2 separate regions of the Homo sapiens genome follow, and region 1 is linked to region 2. The links are chromatin loops, found by intact Hi-C in ENCODE. Cell type or tissue: GM12878. All regions are shown on one strand. Links, peaks and the distances in the headings refer to the core of each region. The heading gives the core; the rest is flanking DNA. Region 1 overlaps PPEF1-AS1 (PPEF1 antisense RNA 1). Region 2 has its middle 37 kb from the start of PHKA2-AS1.

Region 1 (15,227 bases), core at 3,116-11,115, 170 kb before region 2:
TGGCTTCCAGGGTGGCAGCGGCCCTGGCCACGTGATTGAGGGGCCCAGTGCAAAATGAAGATGCCAGGCCCCTTGTTAAGTTTTTGAGAATTTCACACGGTAACAGCAGAGTATTCAACCTGGTGCGGGGTCCCTGACTTGCTTGCAGGACTGTAGTCTGGGTAACGGGCTGGGACCCTCCATCACAAAGGGTGATTCTTGTTTTTCATCGTCAGTGTCATTTGCCTTCTTCAGGGCTTCCAGGTGGATCTTCGTCACCACCCTAGGATTGCTCACCATTCTCAAGCTTGAAAACCCACCTGCAATCATTTGGGCGGGGGGGGGGGGGCATCTTTAAGCGCCCAGGTGAACTTGGTCTGCAGGCAGCAGCTGTCCTTTTCTCTGGATCTTCTGCTGAGGTCGGTAGGTTGATAAGTGATACTGATTTTGTGGCAGGAACTCCCTTCAGCCAACTCCTGTCTTCCTGGGAAGGCCTCTGGAAGAAACCAGGTGGGTGCAGGGAACACTAAGGTGGGGATCTGGATGTTCGTCTTGATTTGGCCATTCATGAGCTGGGTGCTCGAGCTAGTCAGTTCACCTCTGGTCTCAGTCTCCTCCTTTGTAAATACAAGGGTTGGACTAAACACGTCCCCTTTCACCTCTGGGTCTCAATGTTATGCCCATCTTCCACGTAGGAAAACGGAGGCAGTTATCTGCCATGTAATCCCCCCCACACACACACCCCCGCCCCCCGCCCAGAAGTAGAGGCAGGCCAGCTAGTGGCGTGGGTTTTTCTAGTACCCGTTTCCCGATGTCCTCAGTTAGCTCCCTGTCATATTCATCATGGGGCCCCCTTCTAGTCTGCTTTTTTGGTGAGACGTTTTCAGAGGCCTCTCGAGCGCTTGATGCCTAGATTGTGGGCCACGAGATGACCAGAGTGGCCAGCCACCGGCCGGAGGATACGTTCCTGAGAGCTCCACGTTTCCCACTAGTCAGTGAGCCTCAGGACTCCTGGGAAGCCTGATAATAAGTGTATCCCACCTGTTTCCAAACCCCTAGCGGTCGAAAACAAGACTGCCAGGAACTGGCCCTAAAGTTACACCCACTGGTTGTGTTTTGGATGGTGTCTCTAGGAAATGCTTTGCTCTCCAGCCCCCCACATCCCGATTTTTCTGTCTGCCCCTGGGTATAAAGGTATGTTTGCCAAGTTCCCACACTTAACCTCTGTGCAGAAAAGAAGCTGGTGTCCCTCTGTTGCATGCTTAACCTCTGTGCAGAAAAGAAGCTGGTGTCCCTCTGTTGCATGCGACACAGGTATCTGCCTTTGGTGAAAAACTCTTGTTCCTTTTCTCCATTCCAGGAGGGAAACTGTGTTCTGTTCTCCCCGCCGCCCCTCGCAAGGTGTCATCACAATCTTTTTTTTTTTTTTTTTTTTTAAGACGGAGTCTCGCTCTGTTGCCCAGGCCGGAGTGCAGTGGCACGATCTCAGCTCACTGCAACCTCTGCCTCCCGTTCGAGCAATTCTCCTGCCTCAGCCACCCAAGTAGCTGGGATTACAGGCGCCCCCCCACCATACCTGGCCTACTTTTTGTATTTTTAGTAGAAATGGGGTTTCACCATGTTGGCCAGGTTGATCTCAAACTCCTGGCCTCAAGTGATCCGCCCACCTCGGCCTCCTGAAGTGTTGGGATTGCAGGCGTAAGCCACCGCGCCCGGCCCCACCCAGCTCAAATTCTGTGGTCATTTTTATCACTTGCTTGTTTGCCCTTTCATTTCTTCCTTGTGCTTGTTGGTAAAACCACAATCTCTTACATCTGACTGTCTCCCTACCCTGCCCCTGAACATGGCCCAAGAAGAACACATCCAAGCTGACTGGTTTCACACTAAATTCATGACTGCTTAGCTCAAGTGAACCCTTTCTGCAGTCCAGAATACGTGTCCACTTCTAAGGACGGTTTCATGTCTTATCTCCGTAAACCTCCTGTACCCCCAACCCTAATCTCGGTTACAGCTGATGATCTAGCTTCCTATTGCGGTGAAAAAATGGAAGCAATCAGAAGAGAACTTCTGGAAGTCCCCTGCCAGCCACCGTCTGCTCTCGTGCTCTTCCTCTGGATCAGGATGGGTTGGGACTGGCTAACTCTGTCGTAGGAGGCTGTCCCGTGTATTGTAGGATGTTTTGCAGCATCCCTGGCCTCTATTCACTGGATGCGTGTAGCACACATCCTCCCCCACCACCCAGTTGTGATGACCCAAAATGTCCCCTGGGGGACAAAATCTTGGGAGTTCTTTGGCAATATCTGGAGACGCTTTTGTTGGTTATGACTGGGAGAGGGGTACTATAGGCACCCAGGAGGGAGAGGCCGGGGCGCTGCCAAACATCCTGTGGTGCCAGCTACTCTGGGGGAGTGAGGCGGGCAGAATCCCTTGAGCTCAGGAGGTCGAGGCTGTCGTGAGCCATGATTGCACCGCTGCACTCCAGCCTGGGTGACAGAGTGAGAACCTGGCAAAAAAAAAAAAAAAAAAAAAGCCGGGTGCGATGGCTCACGCTTATAATCCCAGCACTTCGGGAAGCTGAGGCGGGCGGATTGCTTGAGCTCAGGAGTTCAAGACCAGGCTGGCCAACATGGCAAAACCCCATCTCTATAAAAAAATACAAAAAACTTAGCCAGGCATGGTGGCGCACACCTGTAGTCCCAGTTACTCTGGAGGACTGAGGCAGGGAGGATCCCTTGAGCCTGGGGAGGTCGAGGCTGCAACAAGCTGAGATCGCATCACTGCACTCCAGCCTGGGCGACAGAGTGAGACCCCGTCTCAAAAACGAAAACAAAAGCAAAAAAACAGGAAAAAAGCTCTTAATTCCACTTCCACCTGTGCCACTTCCATGTCTCTGCTCTCCTTTATAATACAGTTCTTAGATTGGTCTGGTGCTCTCTCCAGTTCTGTCCCCCCACTGGGACTTGTTCCAGCACTCCACCAAAATTCCTCTGATCCAGTGATTTCCACATTGCTACACAGAATAGCTCTTCCTTTTCATCAGATTTGATCTACTAGCAGCATTGAAAACAACCCATCACTCTGTTTTGAGGTACCTTCCCCTCGGCTTTTAGGATGCGGACCTCTCGCGATGTTTATTTCCTCTCACTGCATACTCCTTTTTGGTCACTTTTGCTGGAGCCTCATCTCTTTGACCTTTAAACACAGCCGTACCTCAGAGGTCTCGGTGCTTGGACTTCTCTATTTGTTCTCACCACCCCAGCGACCTCATTCAATCTAATGGCTTTCAATACCCTTGAGAACCTAGAAGATTCCAGTGTGTATCTCTAGTCTAGACTTTTCTCTCAAACTCCAGACCTACATGTTCAACATCTCCATTTAGATGTCTGTTAGGTTAGGCATCTCACATGTCTGTGTCCACGCTTCTGATCTCTGCCCCTAAATCCGCTTCTCTCTTGATCTGTTTTTCTTTTTTGGAGACAGTTTTGCTCTGTCACCCAGGCTGGAGTGCAGCAGCGCCATCTTAGCTCACTGCAACCTCCACCTCCTGGGTTCAAACAATTCTCGTGCCTCAGCCTCCCGAGTACTTGGGATCACAGGCGTGCGCCACCACATCCGGCTGATTTTTTTCTGTATTTTTAGTAGAGATGGGCTTTTGCTGTTTTGGCCAGGCTGTTCTTAAACTCCTGGCCTCAAGTGATTCACCCACCTCGGTCTCTCAAAGTGTTGGGATTACAGGCGTGAGCCACCGTGCCTGGCCTCTGTTTTCTTTATCGCAGATAATGGCAGCTTCATCTTTCCAGCTATTTAGGCCTAAAACTAAGAATCATACTTGATTCTTCTTTTTCTTACACCCCCAGTGTAATCTTACTAGCAAAGCTTATTGGCACCACCTGCAAGATCTATCTATGCTAGCTTTCTGTCATCTCCCCAGCTACACTCTAATCAAAGCCACTATCACATTTTGCCTGGATCATAGCCAGTAGCCTCAGATCTTGGCCTTTCAGCTTCTGCCCTTTCCCCCCTACAGACTATTCTCCACACAGTAGCCAGAGTGGTCCTTTCAAGATTCAGATTAGCTCTCATCATTCTGTGCAAAACCCTTCAATGGCTCCCTACCTCAACTAGAAAAGCTGAAGCCTTACAGTGGCCTACAAGGCTTGTGCCTCTCTGGTTATAAATCCTCTTACTGGCCAAGCACAGTTGATCATGCTTGTAATCCCAGCACTTTGGAGGCCAAGGTGGGCAGACACTTGAGGCCAGGAGTTTGAGACCAGTCTGGCCAGCATGATGAAATCCCGTCTCTACTAAATATACAAAAATTAGCCAGGTATGGTGGCATGCACGTGTAATCCCAGCTACTTGGGAGGCTAAGATGGGAGGATCGCTTGAGCCTGGGAGGCGGAGGTTGCAGTGAGCCGTGACTGTGCCATTACACCCCAGCCTGGGTCACAGAGCAAGACCCTGTCCTCAAAAAAAAAAAAAAAAAAAATCCTATAACTTTGCCTTTGCTTTGACTGCACTCCAGCCACACCGGCCTGCTTGCTGCCCTTCAGTTACACTAGGCCTCTCCTGCCTCGGGGCCTTTGCTGCTGCTGCTGCTGCTGCTGCTGCTCTCAGCCTCGAATAGTTTTTCCTTAGATCACGCTGTTGCTTGTTCTCTCACCTTGCTCGGGTCATACCCAGATATCTTCTCAGTGAGGCCTTTCCTGACTGTCTACTGAAAATTGCTATTATTCTTTTCCATTCATGCTAGAGACTCACTGCCCCCCTTTCCTGCTTATTTTTCTCTGCAGCACTAAATTTCTTCTCTTTTTTTTTTTTTTTTTGATACGGCATCTCGCTCTGTCGCCCAGGCTGGAGTGCAATGGCGTGATCTCGGTTCACTGCAACCTCCGCCTCCTGGGTTCAAATGATTCTCCTGCCTCAGCATCCCGAGTAGCTGGGACTATAGGCACCTGCCACCACGCCCAGCTAATTTATATATATAAATATTTTTAAATTTTATTATTATTATACTTTAAGTTTCAGGGTACATGTGCACAACGTGCAGGTTTGTTACATATGTATACGTGTGCCATGTTGGTGTGATGCACCCATTAACTCGTCGTTTAGCATTGGGTATATCTCCTAATGCTATCCCTCCCCCTCCCCCCACCCCACAAGAGTTCCCGGTGTGTGATGTTCCCCTTCCTGTGTCCATGTGTTCTCATTGTTCAATTCCCACTTATGAGTGAAAACATGCAGTGTTTGGTTTTTTGTCCTTGCGATAGTTTGCTGAGAATGATGGTTTCCAGTTTCATCCATGTCCCTACAAAGGACATGAACTCATCATTTTTTATGGCTGCATAGTATTCTATGGTGTATATGTGCCACATTTTCTTAATCCAGTCTATCGTTGTTGGACATTTGGGTTGGTTCCAAGTCTTTGCTATTGTGAATAGTGCCACAATAAACATACGTGTGCATGTGTCTTTATAGCAGCATGATTTGTAATCCTTTGGGTATATACCCAGTAATGGGATGGCTGGGTCAAATGGTAATAGAGATGGGATTTCACCATGTTGGCCAGGATGGTCTTGATCTCTTGACCTCGTGATCCGCCCACCTTGGCCTCCCAAAGTGCTGGGATTACAGGCGTGAGTCACTGCGCCTGGCCTGCAGCACTAAATTTCTACATATTTACTAATTTATTTTGTTGATTGTCCCCACCATCCTCGACTGGAATGAAAGATCCATGAGGGCATGGATTTGGCTTCATTCTCTGTTGTATTACGCAGAGTCTAAATAGTTTCCAGCATATAGTAAGTGCTCAGTGAATATGTCTTGAAAACAATGTGTCAGTGTTGAGGGTGACTCAAGCCAGGGCAATGAGTTCCAGTAAGAGCTAATCCTGGATTTTTGCTTGACTTCTTGAGCAGAGACGTTTCCTAATTCACCCTGGACTTGAACGTGAGATGATGTAGAGGCTGGCACTTCTGCTGCCATCTTACTATTGCGTTATATTAGGGCTCTTGGTTGCATACAACAGAATCCTCTTGTTCAAAATATTCACTTTTCTTCCCCATGTAGGATTTTGACACCATGGTCCCCCGATAGACTTGCCCAGGTGGCTTTGCTTTGCCCAGTTGAATGTGAGCAGAAGTGATGAGTATCACTTCCAAGCAAAAGTGTAAGAGCCAGTGTGGTGGCTGCTTCTGTCCTTCCCCTTTGCTGCAAGAAGAACAGCAATGCCCCATAGACAGGTTGGCCTGAGTTTCAGAGGGAAGGCTCCATGTTACATAACTGCAGCCCATCTGCACTGTCCGCGGAACTGGAGTGCAAAACAAACCTTTATCATTGTAAGCCACTAACGTTTGGGGTTGTTACGAAAGCATAACACCACCTAAGCGGCTTCAACACTCCCACAAGTTTAAGAGGAAAAGGAGTTTATTAAAGGACACCAGATGGCTCACAGGATCTCCAAGAAGGCCTCGGTGACTCCAAAGCCAGGAATGATGTCCAAATCTCACTGAGGGACTGCACCAGCGCAGGTGCGCACTGCTGCCTCCTCTGAGTACATATTTAGTAAGTCACACCAGTGTTGGAGCCCAGAATCTTGACCACTGCTGTCTCTGGAAACTGGACACCTCTGCCACTAACCTTGGCAGTAGATGGCCTTTGGGAGCCCTCCACGTCTTCAGGTTGCCCTCTTCTGGATTGAAGTCGCTGGCAGAGCTGAGTTTACCTGCCTGTGCTCTTGCTATCAAAGAGGCTGGAAAAGCAAATTTCTTGTTTCTACTTTGGCGAGTTAGGAGTCAAACAGGAGGAATTACCAAGACATAGGGAGGAGGTTCAGAAGTTAGTGAATGACCATGAAGCATGAAAGACGTCCACGACCTGCTGGAGACCTGAGGATGGAGCGGACACCAAGGGATCCCAGCTGAGCAATAGAGCAGCTGGGTGCCATGACTTACGCCCCGGCCCCAGTCATGCATATACCATTGACTCTTCAGTTATTTGAGGAAACCATTCCTAGCTTTGCTTAAGCCAGCTGGAATGGGCTTACTGACACTTGCAATGGAAAGAGTCCTAATGATCTGTGTCTCAAATGGATGAGCGTTGGCACAGTGGCTAACGGTGGTGCCCTGGCTCGGATGCCTGAAAGTTTTGGTTGTTCTCAGTCCCCAGTAAGTGGGGATGAGGCTGACAGTTATGGGAATGGCCGCTTCTGGTAGGGTAGGTGTATTAATCTGTTCTCACGCTGCTAATAAAGACAAACCCCAGACTGGGCAATTTATAAAGGAAAGAGGTTTAGTGGACTCACAGTTCCAGTGGCTGAGGAGGCCTCACAATCATGGCGGAGGATGAAGGAGGAGCAAAGGGACGTCTTACATGCTGGCAGGCAAGAGAGAAATGAGAGCCAGGCAAAAGGGGAAGCCAAAACCATCAGATCTCATGAGACTTATTCACTCTCATGAGAACAGCATGGGAAAGACCTGCCCCATGATTCGATTGCCTCCCCTCCGGGTCCCTCCCACGACACGTGGGAATTGTGGGAGCTACAATTCAAGATGAGATTTGGGTTGCAGCACAGCCAAACCGTATCACCTGGGTTGTGGTTTCCCTGTCTGCTGGGGAGCCAGTAGTTCTCATGTACAGCAGGGCGCTTGCTCACGTGTGGCACAGTAACCAGGCCAGGTACAATTATACAGTGGGCAACATGTCTGTGTCAGATAGTGCTAGTTGCTTATCTACTAGCAGATATTGAGGAAAAGAGGAATATCCGTTCCTCTTTTCCTCAATAAGACAAGTAAAAACGCACAGTTGTACAGTGCTTGCTGTGTATTAGGGACTATTCTAAGTGCTTCACTCGTATTAACTCATTGAATCCTCATGAGAACCCTGTACTATTATCATAGTTTGCAGGTGAGGAAATCGAGGCACAGAGTAAGTTGGTAACTTGACCAAGTCACACAGTGACATAAAGAAGCAAGGTTCTAAGCCCAGACCATCTGGCTCCGTGGGCTGTGCTTAGCCTCTGCACTATAGTGCCTGATTTTGTTTGCTTTGGTGATGTGTCTGGCTAAAACAGCTTCATTTCCTTGAAAGGAGGTAGACCCATTTGGTATCCCCCCTTTTGCCCATAGTTCATCTCTTTCTGCCTGGAACGTGAGTGTGGTGCTAGAAGGAGGGCATCACTTTCTGTCGTGATTACTATTTTGCACCCATGAGTTGACAATTGGGAAGAAGAAAGCTGCATGGCTTGGCCTAAAGAAGGAAGGTGCCTGGGTCCCAGCCCCAGATTCCCTACTCCAGATTCCTTGTGAAATGAATAATAAAATCCCTCATTTTTAATGCTACTGTTTAGTAGAAGTTTCAGTTATATGAGGAAAAATACAGATCCTACTGATTGAACCTTTGCACATAGCTCACCCGTAGCTCTCTCCTGTACCATTTTGACAATGTCTTTAATTTGTCCCCCAGCTACCAAGGGCTTGCCCTGTGTTCCAGTCCCTTGATGGAAGTTGTTCATTATCACATGCCTGCAATATGTCTGGGAACACAGTGTTGGGTAGTGCGGGAGCTTTTTTAAAAAAAGTATATGACATGGCCTCATCTCAAGAAGTCTGAAGAACATGAGTTAACCCAAAGGACTCATTTGTTCCAGTATGTTAATGGAAGATAGTGGCTTGATGTGGTTTTCCTAATGTAGGATGTTACTAGATCTGAATTTGGGCCCGGTCTCCTTTCTCTTAAAGAAGAAACTTGACAAAAGAGAAGGCTGATGAGGGATAGGCAGGGTGATAAGCAAAAACCTGTCTAATAGGAAAGAAGGCCTCACATGGTATACCTCTCCAGACCAGCTATCTATAACCTTCACAATCACCCACGATCACTTTCAGTGAGATTACATTTCCTAGAGATGGCCACTCGAGAGAGAAACAGATGAGCTTAGAATGTTTTGTCTCCCCCTCTCTTACTTAACCTATCTTGGGATGTGTCTAGTATCTTTTTCTCTCTCTCTTTTTTTTTTTTTTTTAATTTGAGGCAGAGTCTCACTCTGTCGCCCAGGCTGGAGTGCAGTGGCACAATCTTGGCTCACTGCAACCTCCACCTCCCGGGTTCAAGCGATTCTCCTGCCTCAGCTTCCCAAGTAGCTGGGATTCCAGGTATCCGCCACCACGCCTTGCTGATTTTTGTATTATTAGTAGGGATGGATTTTCACCATGCTGCCCAGGCTGATCTTGAACTCCTGACATCAGGTGATCTGCCTGCCTTGGCCTCCCAAAGTGCTGGGATTACAGGCCTGAGCCACCACACCCGGCAGAGATGTGCCTAGTTTCTAAAGTCACTCCCCTGTGACTAGGTAACTGAACACAGAACAATTTGACTACTACTGCCCACTCCTCTAGAGTCCCATTTAAAAGGCAACACCTGATAGCAGCCAGTGCTAATTGGTGATGGAAATGGAATGGGTTACTCCCTCGACTCCCACAACACTTACTGCCTGATTTGTTTCCACATGGATTCAACTGGGCACGCAATAAGACTTGCCTCTAAGCTTTCTGCACAGTCTGAGGGAAAGATTTCAAGTGTGGTGCAGGTGTTAAACTCCAGTCATATTGTGTATTTTTACTAATGATTTCAAGAATTGGGGATCTTTTGGATACAATTTGGGTAGAGTCCTAAGGCCATCTACAGTAATAAAAGCAAAACCAATTAGTAGGTTGTTTAATTCATTTAGAGGCTATCTGCATGCTAGCAGTTTTCCTCTGCTAAATCCTGTTAAGATGCAGTGGGTTCTGCCAGGCACGGTGGCTCACGCCTGTAATCCCAGCACTTTGGGAGGCCGAGGAGGGTGGATCACGAGGTCAGGAGATCGAGACCATCCTGGCTAACACGGTGAAACCCCATCTCTACTAAAAATACAAAAAATTAGCCGGCCGCGGTGGCGGGTGCCTGTAGTCCCAGCTACTTGAGGGGCTGAGGCAGGAGGATGGCGTGAACCCGGGAGGCGGGGCTTGCAGTGAGCCGAGATCTCGCCACTGCACTCCAGCCTGGGTGAAAGAGCGAGACTCCATCTCAAAAAAAAAAAAAAAAAAAGAAAAAAAAGCAGTGGGTTCTATTTTGTGCAGACGGAGTAGGCTGCCATGACAACTGTCTGTGAATATTATTTCAATATTAGTCATACATTTCTAGCGTCTGCTTCTGGGCTCAGCGTTCTTCTAAAGCCTGGATACAAATTTATTCTTAATGGACCTCTCCTGGACGTGTTTACAAAAAGAACAAAAACAAAACACTTTCAACTGGCTGACTTTTTTTTTCTTTCAGAAGAGAAATTTGAATGAATTCACACAACTGAAAATTGATTGTGAATCTTATTGTCATTTTTTCTTTTAAAAAGGTGATTGTGATGTGAACTTATATGGTGCTGGATTATAGATTTTACTGAATAGAAGCACTACACCAGGATTTGGAAAGTTCCCCTGTAGGCATGTAGTCCTTACAGTAAAATTATTATTTTTTTCTTCTAACAGTATCAGAAAGAATCTTGTAGTTGCCTGTGGCAGAAGATCCGACCCAAACTGAGCAAAACCAGTTTCAAACGAATCTGGTTTGAAACTTCCGAAGGTAAGATTTGATCCAGAGACTAAGGATGGAGGGCTCCGGCTCCATTTCCCTGCCTTTTGGTTGGCCCTTCCCCATGTATCAATTTCACCCCCTGGACTGGCTCTTCTCATGGTGAAACCTTGCTCAGAGCACCACACTAGGGGGAGATAAGTGAGTCTGTCCCAGCACTCTCTCCAGGTACCCCGAGATTCACTCATAATATCTTTCTTTAGCTATACGCCCACCCCAAACACTCCTTTTTGCCAGGAGAAGAGGATATGCTGTCTTAGGCCTGAATTATGTGCTTGTTCCTGAAAAGTTGCTGTTGCTTGGGGAGTGGGCTCGGATAATTGGCTTAAGTCAACCAGGGCCCGCGCTTAGAGTTGGGGGCTGCGTCAGTCCCATGCAAATCACTTGGCTAAAAAACAGGAAGCGGGGGTGATTTCGAAAAGGAAAATTGTGATTCTATTACAAGGAAGTTAGGGGACTATTTGCTAGCCACCTGGTTAGGGAACAGAATGCTGGCCTAATGATAATAATAATAGCTAACATTTATTGAATACTATGAGCCAGGCACCAAGCTGCTTTATAGTTGTATTGGTTAGAGAATGTGTTTGGCTGCCTGAAATAAGGTAAATAGAACACCAGGGGCTTAACACAGAGCGCTTGGTTTTCGTCCCACATGATACGAAGCCAGGAGATATACAGTGTCACATTGTCATCCAGGTCTCAAGCTCGTCCCTCCATCCTGCATCCATCCTGCATCATGGTTTCGCTATTCTCAGTGTGAGGCTTTCTTCCTAGTGTGCATGAGATGGCTGCTCCTCCTCCAGGCATTGTGTCCTGGTTCCAGGCAGAATAGGGGGAAGGACAAAAGAGAAGAGGCTTATGCCAGCTGAGTCTTTTCCTTTTTATCAGGAAAATAGCTTTTCTGGAAGCCTCAGCCCATAGATTTCTGCTTGTATCTCAAGGGCTAGAACTGTGTCACATGACTACCCATAGTTGCAAGGGAGCCTAGCAAATCAAGTTTTGTTGCCCGAACACTGCCACCTAGAACAAAACGGGGGTTTTATTAGTAAGGAACAGGGGGAGAATGGACAGTAATGATCAGTGGCTGCTACAATGTGTGTTAACCCATTCATTCGTTACGTCAACCCAGTGTGATTGGTGCTATCTGTAGCCTCGTTTTATAGTTGAAGCAATAGGCACAGAGAGGTTATGTAATTTGCCCAAGCTCACACAGAGCTGTTAAGTGGTTGAGCAAGAACTTGAACCCAAGCAAGCTGACTCTAGAATCTAATTCTATTATGTCCCTAGACACATCCTGACCCACTGGCCAGACCACATTTCTTCTCTAGGATGTATATCCACTTGGGAAATGCAGGCCTCTCCTGGAAATGGTAGCTAATACTTGTTTAGCACTTTATAGTTTACAAAGAGATTGCCACTTAAATTATTCTCTTTAAATATTCTTCTTTTTTTTTTTTTTTTTTTTTGAGACAGAGTCTCACTCTGTTGCCCAGGCTGGAGTGCAGTGGCACGATCTCAGCTCACTGCAACCTCCACCTCCCAGGTTCAAGTGATTCTCGTGCCTCAGCCTCCGGAGTAGCCGGGACTATAGGCGCACACCACCATGCCTGGCTAATTTTTGTATTTTTAGTAGAGACGGGGCTTTACCATGTTGTCCAGGCTGGTCTCGAACTTCAGACCTCAAGTGATCCACCTGCCTTGGCCTCCCAAAGAGCTGGGATTACAGGTGTGAGCTACAGCGCCCGGCCTATTCTCATTTTTAAAATGAGGAAACTGAGGTTTAGAGGAGTTATGTAAGTTGCCTAAGATCCCCAGGTTGAAAGTGGCAGAGCTGATATTTCCTCAAAATTATAAAAACTTACTCCAGTTTCCCTTTCTTAATCTTCCTGTTCTTCTCTGCACAGAGGAGTTCATTTCTAGTTTTTTTAAATGGCAATATTTCACTTTAGGCCCTATATTAACTTCATAACCTTCTCACGAAAACCAAACCAGAGAAATCTTGGCTCTCTCGCCTACTTGTTTTCACATAGGCCACCAGGAGGAATGTGCCACATCAGTGGGAACTGTGACAGAAGTAAGTAATGGAGGCCTGGAAAGGGAGGTGGTTTTTCTCTCACATCATATAAAATCCAGAGCTTCCGTCAGAAAATGAAAGTGTTAGTTACAAATAGCTCTTATTGACCTGTTAAAGAGTTATTAAACATGTAGACATTGCTTCTCATTAGTTACATCAGATTAATTTGTTACTTTTCTTTAAAACTATTTCATAAATTGAACTTGTCACTGAGTAAGAATTGACAGCCCACTTCACTGGGATAAATTAGAGAAGTTTCACTACATTACTGACACGTCAGTTTGCTTATGATTATTATTTCTCTCGTTCTTTCCAAGTCTTTGAAATCTTTAGCTTTTGGCATTGCTTTATTTACATATCACAACATTCTTTTGTTTTGGTCTTACTACTGAGTAAACCATAAAAATTAATTGTAGAATTAATACATTTTAGGGAGACATGAGAATTCAATCAAATACATTTAAGAAATACATTGGTTCAGTTCAGAAAGGCAGGACAACTCGAAGCAAGGGGGAGGAGGGGCGTGGCTTCCGGGTTATAGGTAGATTGAAAAATGTTCTAGTTGACAGTTGGTTGAGTTTATCCAAAGACCTGGGATCAGTAGAAAGGAGATGTCTGGGTTAAGGGACTGTGGAGACCAAAGTTCTTATTGTGCAGATAGATGAAGCCTTCAGGTAGCAGGCTTCAGAGAGGACAGATTGTAAATGTTTCTTATCCGTCCTAAGGTCTGTGTTTATATTAATACCGGAGAGGTATAATGAGGCATGTTGGACCTCTGCTTCTCGTCATGGCCTGAAGCAGTCTTTCAGGTTAAATTTTAAAGTGCCCTGGCCTAGGAAGAAGTCCATTCCAATGGTTGGGCGGGGATTAAAATTTTTCTTTTGGTTTACACTCCAAAAGCTATGAATGAGGCCAGGTGTGGTGGCTCACGCCTGTAATTCCAGTGCTTTGGGAGCCCAAGAATTTGAGACCAGCCTGGGCAAGATGGTGAAACGCCATCTCTGTAAAAAATAAAAAATTAGCCGAGTGTGGTGGCGGGCACCTGTAGTCCCAGCTACTTGGGAGGTTGAGTGAGGAGGATGACTTGAGCCCGGGAGGTGGAGGCTACAGTGAGCTATGATCGCGCCACTGCACTCCAGCCTGGGCGCGATCATAGCTCACTCTCGACAGAGTGAGACCCTGTCTCAAACAAATAAAAATAAATAAATAAAAAGAGTACTGTGTTATAGAGCAGTGCCCCTCAAAGTATGCTTCACTGTCACCTGGGAGCTTATTAGAAATGCAGCTTCACAGCCCCACCCCAGACCTACTAAATCAGATTGGGATTCAGCAGTGATTGGGCCCGGGAATCTGTGTTTTGACAAGATCCCTAGGTGACTTGTAAGTGCATTAAAGTTTGAGAAGTGCTGTTTTAGAGTTTTACGCAAATGAGTTGTAAGACTGACAGATTGTGCACCCTTTAAATTTTGGTGAAAATAAGAGCTTCGGCTTTAGTAAATTAGACCTATATTGAATCCTGGATTCTCCTTTGAAAGTCTCCCAATCCTAGTCTCCAGTTAGCTACTCCGGGTCACGAGCCTTAGCTCAACTGTATGCTTGACTCCATCCCCCATCAACACCTTCACCTAATTAATCCACATTCAACCTTCCACTGTCAGGTCAAAGATGACTTCCTCAGAGAAGGCTTTGCTCGACCCCCCACCTCACTCTCATAAAATGAATACTTGTCCTTTGCAATTTCACATTTATGATTATTTGATTCATGTTTACTTCTCCTACTAGCCTATAAGCTTTAGGAGGGAAGAGACCTTACCAGTTTTGCTAACTGGTATATCCCCAGGGTGTAGAACAGTACCCGGCACATAATAGATGCTCAACAAATATTTATTTAATGAATATATGAATGAAACCAAGCCAGGAATAAGTGCACAAAAGAAAATGCTCTGAAAATGTTTTCCAAAGGCTTCTCCGTGAACTTTTAGGCATTTGAGGCAGTAATAGTGAGGGTTTTGAAAAGAAAGCCCTGGATATTTTCTAGGACTTGTTTTTTTTTTTTTTTTTTTTGGCGGGGGGCAGGCGTGGAACAGAGTCTTACTCTGTCACCCAGGCTGGAGTGCAGTGGCACTGTCTCAGCTCACTGCAACCTCCACCTCCCGAGTTCAAGTGATTTTCCTGCCTCAGCCTCCTGAGTAGCTGGGATTACAGGTGCCCGCCACCATGCCCAGCTAATTTTTGTTTTTAGTAGAGACAGGGTTTCACCATGTTGGCCAGGCTGGTCTTGAACTTCTGACCTCAGGTGATCTACCCGCCTTGGCCTCCCAAAGTGCTGGGATTACAGGCATGAGCCATCGTGCCTGGCCCAGGCCTTGTTTTATCAACATTCCTCCAAGAAACAAACTTTTCTTTGTTTACCATGTTCATGAACACAAAAATAGTTGATAAGGAGGCAATGGTGACAAAAAGAAAGCTGGAATCTGCCTTTCAATAAGCAAGAAATAGTCCTCTCATCCAGGTCATGTCGTCCACATTCCATTGGCAGGTATTGTCATATCTG
Region 2 (15,227 bases), core at 5,580-13,579:
ATGTGCCCAAGGTGGTCAGAGCACAGCTTGGTTTTACACATTTTAGGGAGACATGAGACATCGATCAACACATGTAAGATGAATATTGGTTTGGTCCAGAAAGGGGACAACTCGAAGAGAGGAGGGGGCTTCTACATCACAGGTAGGCTAGAGACAAACGATTGCATTCTTTTGAGTTTCTGATCAGCCTTTCCAAAGGAGGCAATCACATATGCATTTATTTCAGTGAGCAGAGGGATGACTTTGAATAGAATGGGAGGCACGTTTTCCCTAAGCAGTTCCTAGCTTAGTGATTTTGGGGACCCAAGATACTTCCCTTTCACAGTCCAAATAAGTGATTGCTGGGTTTTTTGTTGTTGTTGTTAGTTTGTTTGTTTTGAGATGGAGTTTCGCTCTTGTTGCCTAGGCTGTAGTACAATGGCGTGATCTTGGCTCACCACAACCTCCGCCCCCCCAGTTCAAGCGATTCTCCTGCCTCAGCCTCCCGAGTAGCTGGGACTACAGGCATGCGCCACCACGCCTGAAGGGGTGGCCTGCCCCTCCGCACCTGTGGGCGTTTCTCGTCGGGTGGGGCGAGAGACTGAGAAAAGAAAGAGACACAGAGACAAAGTATAGAGAAAGAAAAGTGGGCCCAGGGGACCGGTGCTCAGCATACGGAGGACCCGCACAGGCACCAGTCTCTGAGTTCCCTCAGTATTTATTGATCATTATCTCTACCATCTCGGAGAGGGGGATGTGGCAGGACAATAGGGTAATAGTGGGGAGAGGGTCAGCAGGAAAACATGTGAACAAATGTCTCTGTGTCATAAACAAAGTTAGAAAATGTGCTGTGCTTTGATGTGCACATACATAAACATATCTGGTGCATTAAAGAGCGGTATTGCCGCCAGCATGTCTCACCTCCAGCCTTAAGGCGGTTTTCTCCTGTCTCAGTAGATGGAACATACAATCGGGTTTTACACCGAGACATTCCATTGCCCAGGGACGAGCAGGAGACAGATGCCTTCCTCTTATCTCAACTGCAAAGAGGCCTTCCTCTTTTACTAATCCTTCTCAGCACAGACCCTTTACGGGTGTCAGGCTGGTGGACGGTCAGGTCTTTCCCTTCCCACGAGGCCATATTTCAGACTATCACATGGGGAGAAACCTTGGACAATACCTGGCTTTCCTAGGCAGAGGTCCCTGCGGCCTTCCGCAGTGTTTGTGTCCCTGGGTACTTGAGAGTAGGGAGTGGTGGTGACTTTTAACAAGCGTGCTGCCTTCAAGCATTTGTTTAACAAAGCACATCCTGCATAGCCCTAAATCCATTAAACCTTAAGTCGACACAGCACATGTTTCTGCGAGCACAGGGTTGGGGGTAGGGTTACAGATTAACAGCATCTCAAGTCAGAAGAATTTTTCTTAGTACAGAACAAAATGGAGTCTCTTATGTCTATTTCTTTCTACATATGCCCAGCTAATTTTGTATTTTAGTAGAGATGGGGTTTCTCCATGTTGGTCAGGCTGGTCTTGAACTCCCGACCTCAGGTGATCAGCCTGCCTCAGCCTCCCAGAGTGTTGGGATTACAGGTGTGAACCGCTGTGCCCGACAGTTGCTGTTTTTAAGACATTGAATTTTAGAGTAGTTTATAATGTGGCAAAAACTAAATTATAAGGAAAAGGATATCTACAAGTGGAGTGCTATCCTAACAAAAACTGAAATATGTGTCAGTAATTTTAGGACAAGGTGTTAGTGTGCCTGGACCAAACTGAGGATCGGGCTGCTATTTCTTGTGGCCCAATAACGAGATGCAGTTGAACTGGAGAGGAAGAGAGTTCTTATTTCTGCAACTGGCTACAGGGAGAAGACCTGGAAATTATGGCCAGGCCAATTCAAAATTACAAAGTTTTCCAGAGCTTATATACCTTCTAAGCTGTATGCCTACGTGTAAGTGTGCACTCATCTAAAGACATAAGTGATTAACTTCTTTTAATCTGTAACTAAGGTCTGAGTCCTGAAGACCTTCCTCTGGAGCCTCAGTAAATTTACTTAATCTAAATGGGTCCAAGTGCTGAGGTGATTACCCGTATCTTGTCTCCTGCTAAATCACGGAGGTTTGGGGAGTTCCTTCAGACCCCCAGTAAACTTGTTTGCAGAGGCCTGGGGAGTTTCTTCAGACCCACAATAAAACATGTTTAATCCTAAATGGGTCCTGTTAAGAATTCCTTCGTTATTTTGTCATGCTTTAAGGCCCAGGGAAGGGCTAGGCAAAACTCTTGGTGGGCTTTTGTTACATTCCAGCCTTTGTATAAGGGCACTGGCTTTTTAGCTTTTAATATTTAACTTAACCACTCAGTCAGTATTGAAACAGTTGTTATGGAGGCCTGTGTTAGTGAGACTTGGCCTGCCACATTAGGGCAGAGGCTGGAAAAGCAGTGAGGAAACAGCAAAACCTGGAAAATTAGCTAGGAAACTGCTATTGCAGGCTACAAAACATGGTTACACATGTTATGTGGTTTTGAAACAATTTCCAAAAGTGTAGTTTATGATAATATGGAAGATGGAAAAGCTTCTTAATGAAATTTGGATTTGACTAAGGAGGTCTACAGGCAAAATGTTGAAAGTGACAGCTGATTGGTCCTAGCTGTGTATAATAGAGTATAAGAAAAGAGAGATGAGCCAAAGCAAAAACTGTTCAGTTTTCAAGCAGGATTTATGAGGAATATAAAGGGGCCAGGGCAGGCTGAGTTGGAAAATAAAAGTACTTTTAATCTCTATCATCCAGCTAGAAGATTTTCAAAGTAAATGAAAACCTGAAGTCAACTTCTACTTCTGGCCAACATGGAGTAACAGGGACCAGATGTATCCTCCTGATACAACAAAAACAAAAGACAGAATATCTGAAACAATTATTTCCAAAACACTGCACATCAGGCACTAAAGAATAGTCATCCTGGAGAGATGAGAAATGAATGAGGTAAACCCTACAATTGCTCCAGCTTACTCCCTTCAGAGAGTTTACAGGCTGTGGCACAGGGAGGGGAAACTCAGGCAAAGCCAGAAGAATCCCTAAATTGGGAGTCCAAGGTGGCTAGAGTTTGTAGGACATAGTCCTGAAGAGGAGACAGCTGCACAGAGAGAGAACTCTGGAAATCTGCAGAGGCTTCCCCTCAAGTTTTTAGCAGAAGGCTGAGCAGGGCATGCACATGAGGAAATTACCTGAGGCCAGGGAAAGAACCACCCGCTGCTCACTTAGGGCCCAGAATAAAGCCTTGTCCCACTAATTAGTGTGGAAAATCTCCTGATTTTTGGAGCATTGGATAGAGTACTCCAAAGGACCTTGCCTCAGTGGTGGGGAATAATTAGCTTTAGACTAAATACTGTTCTCATTCCATATAATTCACCTTATTAACAAACCAAAAAAATCATATGAGTATCGCAGTAAACATAGATGTTGAATAAAATCCAACATCCATTTCTGATCAAACTTCTCAGCAAACTAGAAACAGAAGGAAAATTCCTTAACCTAATAAAGGGCATATATGAAAAACCTACAGCTCTGGCCAGTATAATCAGTTAAGAGGAAGAAATAAAGACATCCAGATTTGAACAGAAGAAGAAAAATTATCTCTATGTGCAGATGACATGATCTGATGGACTGTACAAAAGAGCTACCAGAACTAATAAGCTAGTTTAGCAAGTTTGCAGGATATAAGATCAATATATAAAAATCAGTTTTACTTCAATATACTCACAACGAACAATCAGAAATTGGAATTTAAAAACCAATACTGGCCGGGTGCAGTGGCTCACGCCTGTAATCCCAGCACTTTGGAAGGCCGAGGTGGGCGGATCACCTGAGGTCGAAAGTTCGAGACCAGCCTGACCAACATGGAGAAACCCTGTCTCTACTAAAAGTACAAAATTAGCCAGGCGTGGTGGCACATGCCTATAATCCCAGCTACTCGAAAGGCTGAGGCAGGAGAATCACTTGAGCCTGGGAGGCGGAGGTTGCGGTGAGCTGAGATTGCACCATTGCACTCCAGCCTGGGCAACAAGAGCGAAACTCCATCTCAAAACAAACAAACAAAAACCAACAACAACAATAGCAAAACCAATACTATTAAAAAGAGCTTCGAAAAATGGAATATTTAGCAATAAATGTGACAAAGTATTTGCAAGTTGTGCACTAGAAGCTACAAATATTGCTGAGGGAAATTAAAGAAGATCTAAATAAATCTTGAGATATACTGTGTTGAGTCAGAAGACTCAATAATGTGAAGATCCCCAACCATTCCCAGTTTATTAATCCATAGATTCAACACAGTCCCAATGAAAATCCCAGCAGCCTTTTTTTAAAAAATAGAAATCAACAGACTAATTCTAAAATTCATATGAAAACGCAAAGGAACTAGAATAAGCAAAACAACATTGACAAAGCAGAACGAATTTAGAGAACTAACACTCTACCTTATTTCAAGATGTATTATAAAGCTCTACTCATTAAACGGTGTGGTATTGGTGTAAAGATAAATAAATAGGTTAATAGAACAGAATGGAGTCCAGAAATAGATCCATACATGTGTGGACGACAGACTTTTTGTGTTTTTGCTTTGTAAATAATCTGTTTATTTTAGAATAGATTTAGGTTTATAGAAAAGTTGTAGAGATAGTACAGAGAGTTCTACATACCTCAGACCCAGTTTCCCCTATTCACGTCTTACATTGGTATGGTAAACTTGCCACAATTAATGAGCCAATGTTGATGCATTATTATTATTATTATTTTGAGATGGAATTTTGCTCTTGTTGCCCAGGCTGGCGTGCAGTGGTGTGATCTTGGCTCACTGCAACCTCTGCCTCCTGAGTTCAAGTGATTCTCCTGCCTAAGCCTCCCAAGTAGCTGGGATTACAGGTGCCTGCCACCACGCCCGGCTAAATTTTTTTGTATTTTTAGTAGAGACACACCACGCCTGGCTAATTTTTGTATTTTTGGTAGATGGGGTTTCACTGCATTGCCCAGGCTGGTCTCGAACTCCTGACCTCAGGTGATCTGCCTGCTTTGGCCTCCCAAAGTGCTGGGATTATAGGTGTGAGCCACCGCGCCTGGCCTTGATGCATTATTATTAACTAACGGAGGGGTCCCCAGTCCCTGGACTGCGGACAGGTACTAGTCTGTGGCCTGTTAGCAACTGGTCCGCACAGCAGGAGGTGGGTGGCAGGTGAGCTTGCATTACCGCCTGAGTTCCCCCTCCTGTGGGATCAGTGGCAACATTAGATCCTCATAGGAGCACGAACCCTATTGTGAACTGTGCATGTGAGGGATCTAGGTTGCGTGCTCCGTGTGAGAATCTATCTAATGCCTGGTGATCTGAGGTGGAACAGTTTCCCCCCACCCCAGTCTGTGGAAAACCATCCCCCGACCCCAGTCTGTGGAAAAATTGTCTTCCACCAAACCGGTCCCTGGTGCCAAAAAGGTTGGCAACTGCTGAACGAACGCATACTTTATGCAAATTTTCTTAGCTTCCACTTCATGTTATTTCTCTGTTCTAGGATCCCATCTAGGATACGGCATTACCTACATTCAGTCATCTCGTCTCCTTGGGCTCCTCTTGATTGTGACAGTTCCTTTTTTTTTTTTATAATCTTGGCAGTTTCGAGGTGTACTGCTCAGGTATTTTGTAGAATCTCCCTTGACTAGGATTTGTCTGATGTTTTTCTCTTGATTAGATTGGGGTTGTGTGTTTGGGGAAGGAAGACCACAGAGGTTAAGTGCCATCCTGGTGGCATTTTAGGATGCAAAAATTGTCAACTCATTCTATGAAGCCAGCATTATTCTGCTTGAATAAATTATATCAAGGATACCTACTATCAATATGATGTATCACTGATAATGGTACCAATTTTTCTAGAGTCAACACTTGTAAGTCTGTTTGGTGACCTGTGTCACATTCCAGCATGCAGAGAGACTGAGGTCTCTCAACCCAAACAGAAAGGAACCCAAGCATAGAACTAGACACACCCACTGTATGTACCTACTATGTGTTGGCTGCTGTATTTGGCAGTTTACATGAATGATCTCATTTTATCCCATAAGAGAGATGCCAGTATCTTCTTTGTTCCACCCACGAGGAAAATGAAGATCAGAGAGGTTAAGTACCTTGCCCAAGGTTGACCACCACAGCATAATCTTATTATGGGCCACCATCTCTCTCAGTTGCAGCCAAATGGAGGCAGTGCCAAAATTAAGAGTGTGTTCATGGGCAACAGCTGGAAGACCTTGCCCTAGTGCCCATCAGAAGGGCCAGTAGCTGAGGCGGGGCAGGCAGGTGTCAGTCGGACCCGCTCGGTGGTCAGCAGTGGTGGTAGTGGGGCTGGAGTAAGGAGCCTCTGGGCTCAGGTCACTGAATGGGGCTGTCAAAAGCAATGCTAGATCCTCTTAGGTAAGAACTGGGGCAAGCAGGTCTCAAGGCCAAGGTCTAGCTAGAGGTAGGATACACAGTGAGAGCAGGATCAAAGGCCAAGTCCACTTGACCCACGGTCAGCTCAGCTCTCCAAGCTGCCCCTGCCTGAAAGTGATGCCCTATTCCTGGGCAGGAAGAGCCTAGAGGCCTGTGGACCAGAAGCCGGGCAGAGTCTCATGCCCAGGCGCGTTCTCCCTCTCAGCTGGCCCGCAAGCTCTCTTAAGCCGATTAGGTGCTTTTTTCTACTCTCTGTTTCTCTCTCAAAATAACTTTACTGAGGGATATTTTGGATCCTATAATTCACCCTTTTCAAGTGTACAATTCAATAATGTTTTAGTAGATTTCCTAAGTTAGGAAACCATCACCATAAATCAGTTTGAGAACACTTTCATTAGATCAATAGGATCCCTCGCGCACACTTCTGGTTAACCCTCCTACTGCTCTCACCCTGCCCCACCCCATCCACTCTCCAAGCAACCATGAACCTACTTTCTGCCTATAGATTTGTCTTTTCTGGATAACTCACATAAATGGAACCCAACAATATGTGGTCTCTTGTGTCTGGCTTTCTTCACTGAGCATAACGTTTTTGAAGTTCATCTGTATCATAGCACATATTCATAGTTCATTCCTTTTTATTGCTGACTAGTATAGCACTGTATGGATATAGCACATTTTGTTTATCCACTCATCAGTTGATGAACATTCATTTGCTCTGTCGCCCAGGCTGGAGTGCAGTGGCACGATCTCTGCTCACTGCAACTTCCACCTCCCGGGTTCAAATGATTCTCCTGCCTCAGCCGCCCAAGTAGTTGGGATAACAGGCATGTGCCACCACGCCCGGCTAATTTTTTTTGTATTTTTAGTAGAGACGGGGTTTTGCCCTGTTGGCCAGGCTGGTCTTGAACTCCTGACCTCAAGTGATCCGCTTGCCTTGGCCTCTCAAAGTGCTGGGATTACAGGTGTGAGCCACTGCGCCCGACCTGTTTCTACTTTTTGACTGTTATGAAAACTGCCGCAAAGAACATTCAAGTTGCAAGTATGTGCATGGATATACGTTTTCATTCTCTTGTCCAACCCTCTCTCTTTAGCTTCCATTTCTTTTTTATTGGGTTTCTTCTACACTTTCTACTTCTAAGATTATCCTTCCTTTCTTCAGCTTCCTCACTGGCTTCCTGTTGTCTTCAGCATTAAACTCAAACCCCTTAGTGTGGTCGGAGAAGGTGCCTTCCTCCCCATTCAATCTTATCTCTTGCCACTCTCTTTTTGAAGTGAAGAGGTGTATCACTTACAGAATGGAGACACACTGAGACACAAGTCTAGAAATTATTTCTCACGTGTTCTAATGTTACTCATTGCCAGTCCCCCATATAAGATAATCTGCACTAATGATAACATATTCTTGATTTGATATAGTAACTAAATGACCACTTTGGTTTTTGTTTGTTTGTTTTTGTTTTTGAGATGGAGTCTCACTCTTGTCACTCAGGCTGGAGTGTAGTGTTGCAATCTTGGCTCACTGCAACCTCCACCTCCGAGGTTCCAGCAATTCTCCTGCCTCAGCCTCCTGAGCAGCTGAGATTACAGGCACCCACCACCACGGCTGGCTACTTTTTGTATTTTTGGTAGAGACATGCTTTCACCATGTTGGCCAGGCTGGTCTCGAACTCCTGACCTCAGGTGATCTGCCCACCTCGGCCCCCCAAAGTGCTGGGATTACAGGAATGAGCCACCGCACCTAGCCAGCCTTTACTCATTTTTCTAATGGCTGGTTGTATTTTTCTTATTGATTTCTAAGAACTTTAAAAACGCTTCTCGATACCAATACTTTGTTCTTTATTTGTGAAGCAGATGTCTTCTTCTAGTCTGTGACTTGATTTTTCACTCTTTTTCTGGCATCCATTTTCAAGTAGACGTTTTAAATTGTTATTTGTCCTGTTTGTCAGTCTTTTTCTTTATAATTTGTGCTTTTTGTGTCTTGTTTACAAACAAATCCTTTTCACTCCTGGAAAGATCAGAAAGATACAGTTGATCCTCATTATTCATAGATTTTGTATTTGCAAATTTGCCTACTTGCCAAAATCAGTATCTTCAGTGACCACATGCAAAAGTAGTGAAAAAATCTGAGTCACGCACATTCCCAGCTGAGGTGGAACAAGGTGACACTCTGCCTTCTTGTCTCAGCTGTCAAACTGTAAACAAGTGTCCTTCTTGAGGCACATTTAGTGCCACCGTTTCCACATTTTTGTGCTTTTTGTGGGTGACTTTGCTGTTTAAAATGGCCCCCAAGCATAGATGGAAGTGTTGTCTGGCACTCCCAAGCGCAAGGAAGCTGTGATGTGCCTTACAGAGAAAACACGTGTTAGAGAAGCTTCCTTCAAGCATGAGGGATGGCCCTGTTGGCCGGGAGTTTAGTGTTCAGGAATCAGCAATACAATTCAATGAGATGCCTTTCAACAGAAACATACACAAAACAAGGTTCTGGATTGATAGGGTGATGAAAATGTCGTGACCAGAGGCTCACGGGAACCCTACCCTGTGTTTCCCTTAAGAGCAATGGTTCAGTATTTGCTAATTCAGTGTTCACAGCGAGTTTATAGAACACAGCTATTGTGAATAATGAGAATCAACTGTATCCTCCAAAGGTTTTTTTTAAATTTTGCTTTTCAAGAGCATTTAGCTCTCTCATCCACTAGAAATGATTTTAAGGTATGATGTGGGAGCACAGTTTATTGAACAGTTCATTCTTTCCTACTCATTTGTAAGGCCGCCTCTGCCATACAGTAAGCTTCCATATCCACATGGGTCTGTTTTTAGGCCTTGTGATCCACTGGTCTCTTTGACTATCTTCTCACTAATATCTCATGTATCACATACTATAGGTTTGTAATAGTATTTTTTTTTTTTTAGATGGGGTCTCACTCTGTCATCCAGGCTGGAGTGCAGTGACATGATCATGGCTCACTGCAGCCTCAAGCCCCCTAGGCTCAAGCAGTCCTCCCACCTCAGCCTCTCAAGTAGCTAGGACTACAGGCACACACCACCACACCCGGCTAACTTTTTTATTATTTGTAGAGACAAGGTCTCACAATGTTGCCCAGGCTGGCCTTAAACTCCTGGGCTCAAGTGATCTTCCTGCCTCAGCCTCCCAAAGTGCTGGGATTACAGGCATGAGCCACAGTGCCTGTCTATAATAGTCTTGATATCTGGTAGTATGAGCCCCATCCCCATTACCTTTATTCTTTAACATTTTTTTTTTTGGCCCTTTGGCACTTTGTACAGATTTTAGGATCAGTTTGTGAATTCTGTAAAATCCTCTGTTGGATTTTGATGGGAACTGCATTAAATTTATAAGCTAATCTGGAGAAAGTTGCCACCTTCGCTATATTGAGTCTTCCCATCTGTGAAATGGTACATTTTTTCAATCATTTTAGTCTTCTCTAATGTCTTTCAGTGAAGAATTTATTATCATCCCTATAATCTTGTTTAAAAAACGTATTCCCTGATACATTATGGGGTTACTGTTCTATTTGATGTTTCTTCAATCCTTCTTGTCCTTTTTCCATAGAGTTTAGTTCTATTAGGATCTGATTGTGTCTTATCTAGTCTGCAGTTACTTTATATGTATTTTTAAAATAATCTCTTTCTGGTTATCTGTGTGCATTTGGAGTTTGTGGGGGTATAATTGTATGTTTGTACTATGTGCAGACTGTTGATTGAGTTGGATTAGTCACCAATGGGCTTTGTAATATTCTACTGTGAACTCATCATTAGCAGGGTTTATTTTTTTGTGTGTGAACATTCCATGATATTTGGGATGTGGGAGCTTCAATTCAAAGAAGTTTTTTGTTTGCTTCTGCCTTGTGCCCCAGGAGTATCACTGCTTGATGAATAATTCTCACGGTACTTTTTAGTCTGGAGTTTCTGAACTATGTGGGTAGAGTAAAAGCAATGTGAATTGTGGTCTTGTGGTTTTGACTTCTCAGAGAGCTTTTATTTTTTTCCCACCAAAAGCCCTGTGTCCTGTGGTCCCTCTTGTTTTTAAATCCTTTCATTTATAGAATAGTTATTTGAGGGTCTCAGCTGTAAGCAAAGCTCTCTGGGCAATTCCCTAGCTCCCAGAGCCCCAAAGCCTCATTTCCTGCCCCTGTGTGGGCATTCATTCCCAAACCCCCAGGCTCTGCAGACAGTTGCTCCCCATTAACTCAGGCACTCACCCTTCTGCTTTTTCATTTCCTTCTTTGTTTCTGGCACCCGGGGATTTGATTTTATTATTTGTGGGCCTAGCTCTACATTTAAAATAGTTAAGTTACATTTTACCCAGTATTTCTAAGTGATTATAGTAAAAGAATTTTCAGGTTGTCTGAGTCCACCATATTGCTAGCAGTTGATAAGTAGATTGTTTGTATTCTTTGCTGTTTGTTAATAATCTTTAGGCTTCATATTTTTTCCCAGACAATGACCAAATGTTCATAATATGCCATGTGCTTGAGTTATGCAACATAAATCATTTCCTGGGTCTCAATTTTTAAACCTTAGTAGGACCTACTTCTAAATTTCTGTATCTTTTTTACATAGATGGGATCATATATGTATTTTTTGAGGTGGGGTCTGGCTATGTTGCCCAGGCTGGCCTTGAACTCCTGGACTCAAGCAATCCTCCTGCCTTAGCCTCCCAAGTAGCTGGGATTACAGGCACGTGCCACCACACCTGGCCTATACTTTGTTGTTGTTGTTGTTGTTGTCATTTTTAAACAAGGGCATATTATTTTCCTTTTTCCCTTTCCTCCCCCAATATCAGCATGACCCTCATCCCCTTCTCCCTCACTGAGGGAAGCCATTTTAACCTGCTATATGGCCTTCCAAGTTTTTTTTTTTTTTTTTTTGAGACAGAGTCTTGCTCTGTCGCCCAGGTTGGAGTGCAATGGCTTGATCTCAGCTCACTGCAACCTCTGCCTCCCGGGGTCAAGCAATTCTCCTGCCTCAGCCTCCCAAGTAGCTGCGATTACAGGCGCCTACCACCACCTCTAGCTAATTTTTGCACTTTTAGTAGAGATGGGGTTTTGCCATGTTGGCCAGGCTGGTCTTCAACTCCTGACCTCAGGTAATCCACCTGCCTTGGCCTCTCACGGCCTCCTTACAGGCATGAGCCACTGCGCCTAGCCAGCTTTCCATATTTTTATCTGTCTGCATATAAATCTATAGAGACTCACATATATCCTCATATGTACATGTATTTACACCCCCAGGAATACATAATCAGGGTGGTTTTATTGTTGTATGCTGTATGAAAATGGGATTATATATATATAATATATATATTATAATATATTTTATATATATATATATATATATTTTTTTTTTGAGATGGAGTCTCACTCTGTTGCCCAGGCTGGAGTGCAGTGGCGCCATCTCGGCTCACTGCAAGTGCCACCTCCCAGGTTCACGCCATTCTCCTGCCTCAGCCTCCCCAGTAGCTGGGACTACAGGCGCCCACCACCACACCCGGCTAATTTTTTGTATTTTTTTTAGTAGAGACGGGGTTTCACCGTGTTAGCCAGGATGGTCTTGATCTCCTGACCTCGTGATCTGCCCGCCTTGGCCTCCCACAGTGATGGGATTACAGGTGTGAGCCACCGCGCCCGGCCAAAAATGGGATTATATTATACATGATTTTCCACATCCTGTTTTTCTTAACCAACAATCAATACCTAGTTGAAATCCCTGCAAGTTATTACAATTTTAAGTCTGGTGTTTCTCAATACACAAATCATGAATGTACTGCTTGATGAGTTTCCACAGTGAATACACCCACGTAACCAGCACCCAGATCAAGACATAAAATATTACCAGTGCCCGAGAACTGCTACCTCTCCCAACGTGCCTCCTCCCCTTGACCTCCCACCTCCCCAAGGGTATCCATCCTCCTGACTTGTAACAGCATCGATTTCTTTAGTCTGTTTTGTGCCTTACATAAAAGAAACGTTCAGTACATACTTTTTTGCATATTATATTCTTGACATTTATAATGTTGTTGCATGTAGTTGTGGCTTGTTCGTTCTGGTTGTGGTATACTATCCCATTGTGTGACTATACCAGAATTTATCGATCTATTCTCCTTCTAATAGGCATTGGGGTTATTATGGCCAGTGCTGCCATGAACGTTTTTGTTCATTAATTGATTCTTTTTAATGGCTGTATAATATTCCTTGCTATGGAGGACCACCCTTTATTCAGCGATCCTACTTTTATTAGGTGTTTACTTTGTTTCCTGTTCTTGACCACTAAAGCAAAGCTGCAATAAATATTGTATATATGTCCCTATGTAGAGATACTGATCTATCTCTACTAATGGAACAATGTATTAGTCCATTTTCATGCTGCTGATAAAGACATACCCGAGACTGGGTAATTTATAAGGAAAAAGAGGTTTAATGGACTCGCAGGTGGCTGGGGAGGCCTCACAATCATGGCAGAAGGCAAAAGGCACATCTCATATGGCGGCAGAAAAGAGAACTTGTGCAGGGAGACTCCCCTTTATCAAACCATCAGATCTCGTGAGACTTGTTCACTTCCACAAGAACAGCATGGAAAGACCCGCCCCCATGATTCAATTCCTCCCACTAGGTCCCTCCCACAACATGTGGGAATTGTGGGAGCTACAATTCAAGATGAGATTTGGGTGGGGACATAGCCAAACCATATCAGACAGATTGCAGGAAGTCAAATTGCTGGTTAGTATAGTAATTGCCTTTTAAAAGTAAATGCTGTTGCTTGTTTTTAAAACAAAACAAAACAAAACCCTGTGACAATGCCATTACTGTCAGCAATGCCTGAAAATTCCCCTTTCCCTCATCTCTGTCAGCATTGGATGTTAGAGTTCTTTCTGTGTTTTGTGAATCTCATGAGTATAAAATGATATTAGCATGATATATTCCCTGACCACTAGACAATTTAAGCACCTTTTCATGTGTTGGGACTTGTTCTTCATATTTTTTGCTCATTTTTTTTTTTTTGGGTCTATACATCTTTTTCTCATCAATTTGCAAGATATTTTTGTATACTGTAGAAATTAACCCTTTAGGCCAGGCACAGAGGCTCATACCTGTAATCTCAGCACTTCGGGAGGCTGAGGTGGGGGGTCACGAGGTCAGGAGATCGAGACCATTCTGGCCAACATGGTGAAACCCCTTCTCTACTAAAAATACAAAAATTAGCTGGGCGTGGTGGTGTGCGCTTGTAATCCCAGCTACTCAGGAGGCTGAGGCAGGAGAATCGCTTGAACCCGGGAGGTGGAGATTGCAGTGAGCCAAGATTGTGCCACTGCAGTCCAGCCTGGGTGACAGAATGAGACTCTATCTCAAAAAAAAAAAAAAAAAAAGAAATTAACCCTTTATTATACATTTTTGTCCACATCTATTGTTTGTCTATTGACTTTGTTCATGTTACCTTTTGCCACTGAGAACTCAAAATAAAATCCACACCCCCACTAACCAGCTGAGTGGAACCCCTCTTGGCCAAGGGCACCCCAGAAAGACCTTAAAAACTGTGTTCCCTGCCATGAGAGCTGGGAGGTTGGAAACATCTCGTTATACCATCTCCCTCTGCAGTTTAGACAGAACAACTAACCAGAATTAATGCTGAAATAGAGATCATAAGACTGATGGAAGGGACCCTCTGTGGCAATAAGATACCAAATTATAAACAAGACCTAAAGCCACGCCAGGCAAGGGTTAAGTTACACGCTCCTACACTTAAAGAATCAACTATGGGCCGGGCGTGGTGGCTCACACCTGTAATCCCAGCACTTTGGAAGGCCGAGGCAGGTGGATCACCTGAGGTTGGAGTTTGGTTTTTTTTGTGTTTTTTTTTTTTGAGACGGAGTCTCGCTGTCCCCCAGGCCGGAGTGCAGTGGCGCGATCTCGGCTCACTGCAAGCTCCGCCTCCCGGGTTCACGCCATTCTCCTGCCTCGGCCTCCTGAGTAGCTGGGACTACAGGCACATGCCGCCACGCCCGGCTAATTTTTTGTATTTTTAATAGAGACGGGGTTTCACCGTGTTAGCCAGGATGGTCTCGATCTCCTGACCTCGTGATCCACCCACCTCGGCCTCCCAAAGTGCTGGAATTACAGGCGTCAGCCACTGCGCCCGGCCGAGGTTGGGAGTTTGAGACCAGCCTGACCAACATGGAGAAACCCCATCTCTACTAAAAATACAAAAAAGTTAGCTGGGCGTGGTGGCGGGTGCCTGTAATCCCAGCTACCAGGAGGCTGAGGCAGGAGAATCTCTTGAACCCGGGAGGTGGAGGTTGCAGTGAGCTGATATCGAGCCATTGCACTCCAGCCTGGGCAACAAGAGTGAAACTCAGTCTCAAAAAAAAAAAGGAATCAACTGTGTTCTAATTGCCACAAGGATTTTTCTTTTCCCTTTTATTCTAGCAACTAAACAAGCACTGGTTTTGAAATAAGCAATGTTGATGCAATTGCAGCTCACCCACCACCAAACACTAAGTGACCCCCCAACCCTCTGTTCTACCAGCCATCACTACAGCTTTGATAGGGACTAATTGTTATCCATTTAAATGTTAAGTCTCCCCGCCAAAGTGAACATGGGATGTAACCCGTTCAGCATAAATCTTTGTTCCCCACTCCCTCGAAGTGTCTGCTGGAGGCTACACTTCGCAGCCTGTGGGATAGCCAGCCTGCAGGCTATATAACCCTTTATAAGAAATAAAGGCTCCTTTCCTGTCTGGGCATGGAGGCTCATGCCTGTAATCCCAGCAC

Evidence for each region. A loop is a pair of places that touch in the nucleus more often than their neighbours do. Peaks named below come from ENCODE experiments on the same cell type or tissue, not always from the same donor. Only the 100,000 strongest peaks of a DNase experiment are listed, where the experiment ranks them.
Region 1: a loop joins it to region 2, with 10 times the contacts of the local background. A loop is called at or near these places in 2 of 110 quality-filtered maps.

The regions. Positions count from the first base shown.
Region 1 is chrX:18,675,642-18,690,868 of GRCh38, forward strand. PPEF1-AS1 (PPEF1 antisense RNA 1) reads right to left here. Exons shown (of 3, transcript NR_046642.1): 3 at 13,002-13,264. It also overlaps a transcript of PPEF1 not described here. Among named protein-coding and RNA genes, the nearest start is that of TRV-TAC1-2, 8.3 kb to the left of the region's middle. In GM12878, for the core only: no CTCF peak of the experiment used is centred there; a DNase peak (open chromatin) is centred at 7,480.
Region 2 is chrX:18,845,969-18,861,195 of GRCh38, forward strand. No RefSeq gene overlaps it. Among named protein-coding and RNA genes, the nearest start is that of PHKA2-AS1, 37 kb to the right of the region's middle. RefSeq lists an enhancer at 10,324-10,563. In GM12878, for the core only: no CTCF peak of the experiment used is centred there; DNase peaks (open chromatin) are centred at 8,593 and 10,413; H3K27ac peaks cover 3,404 bases.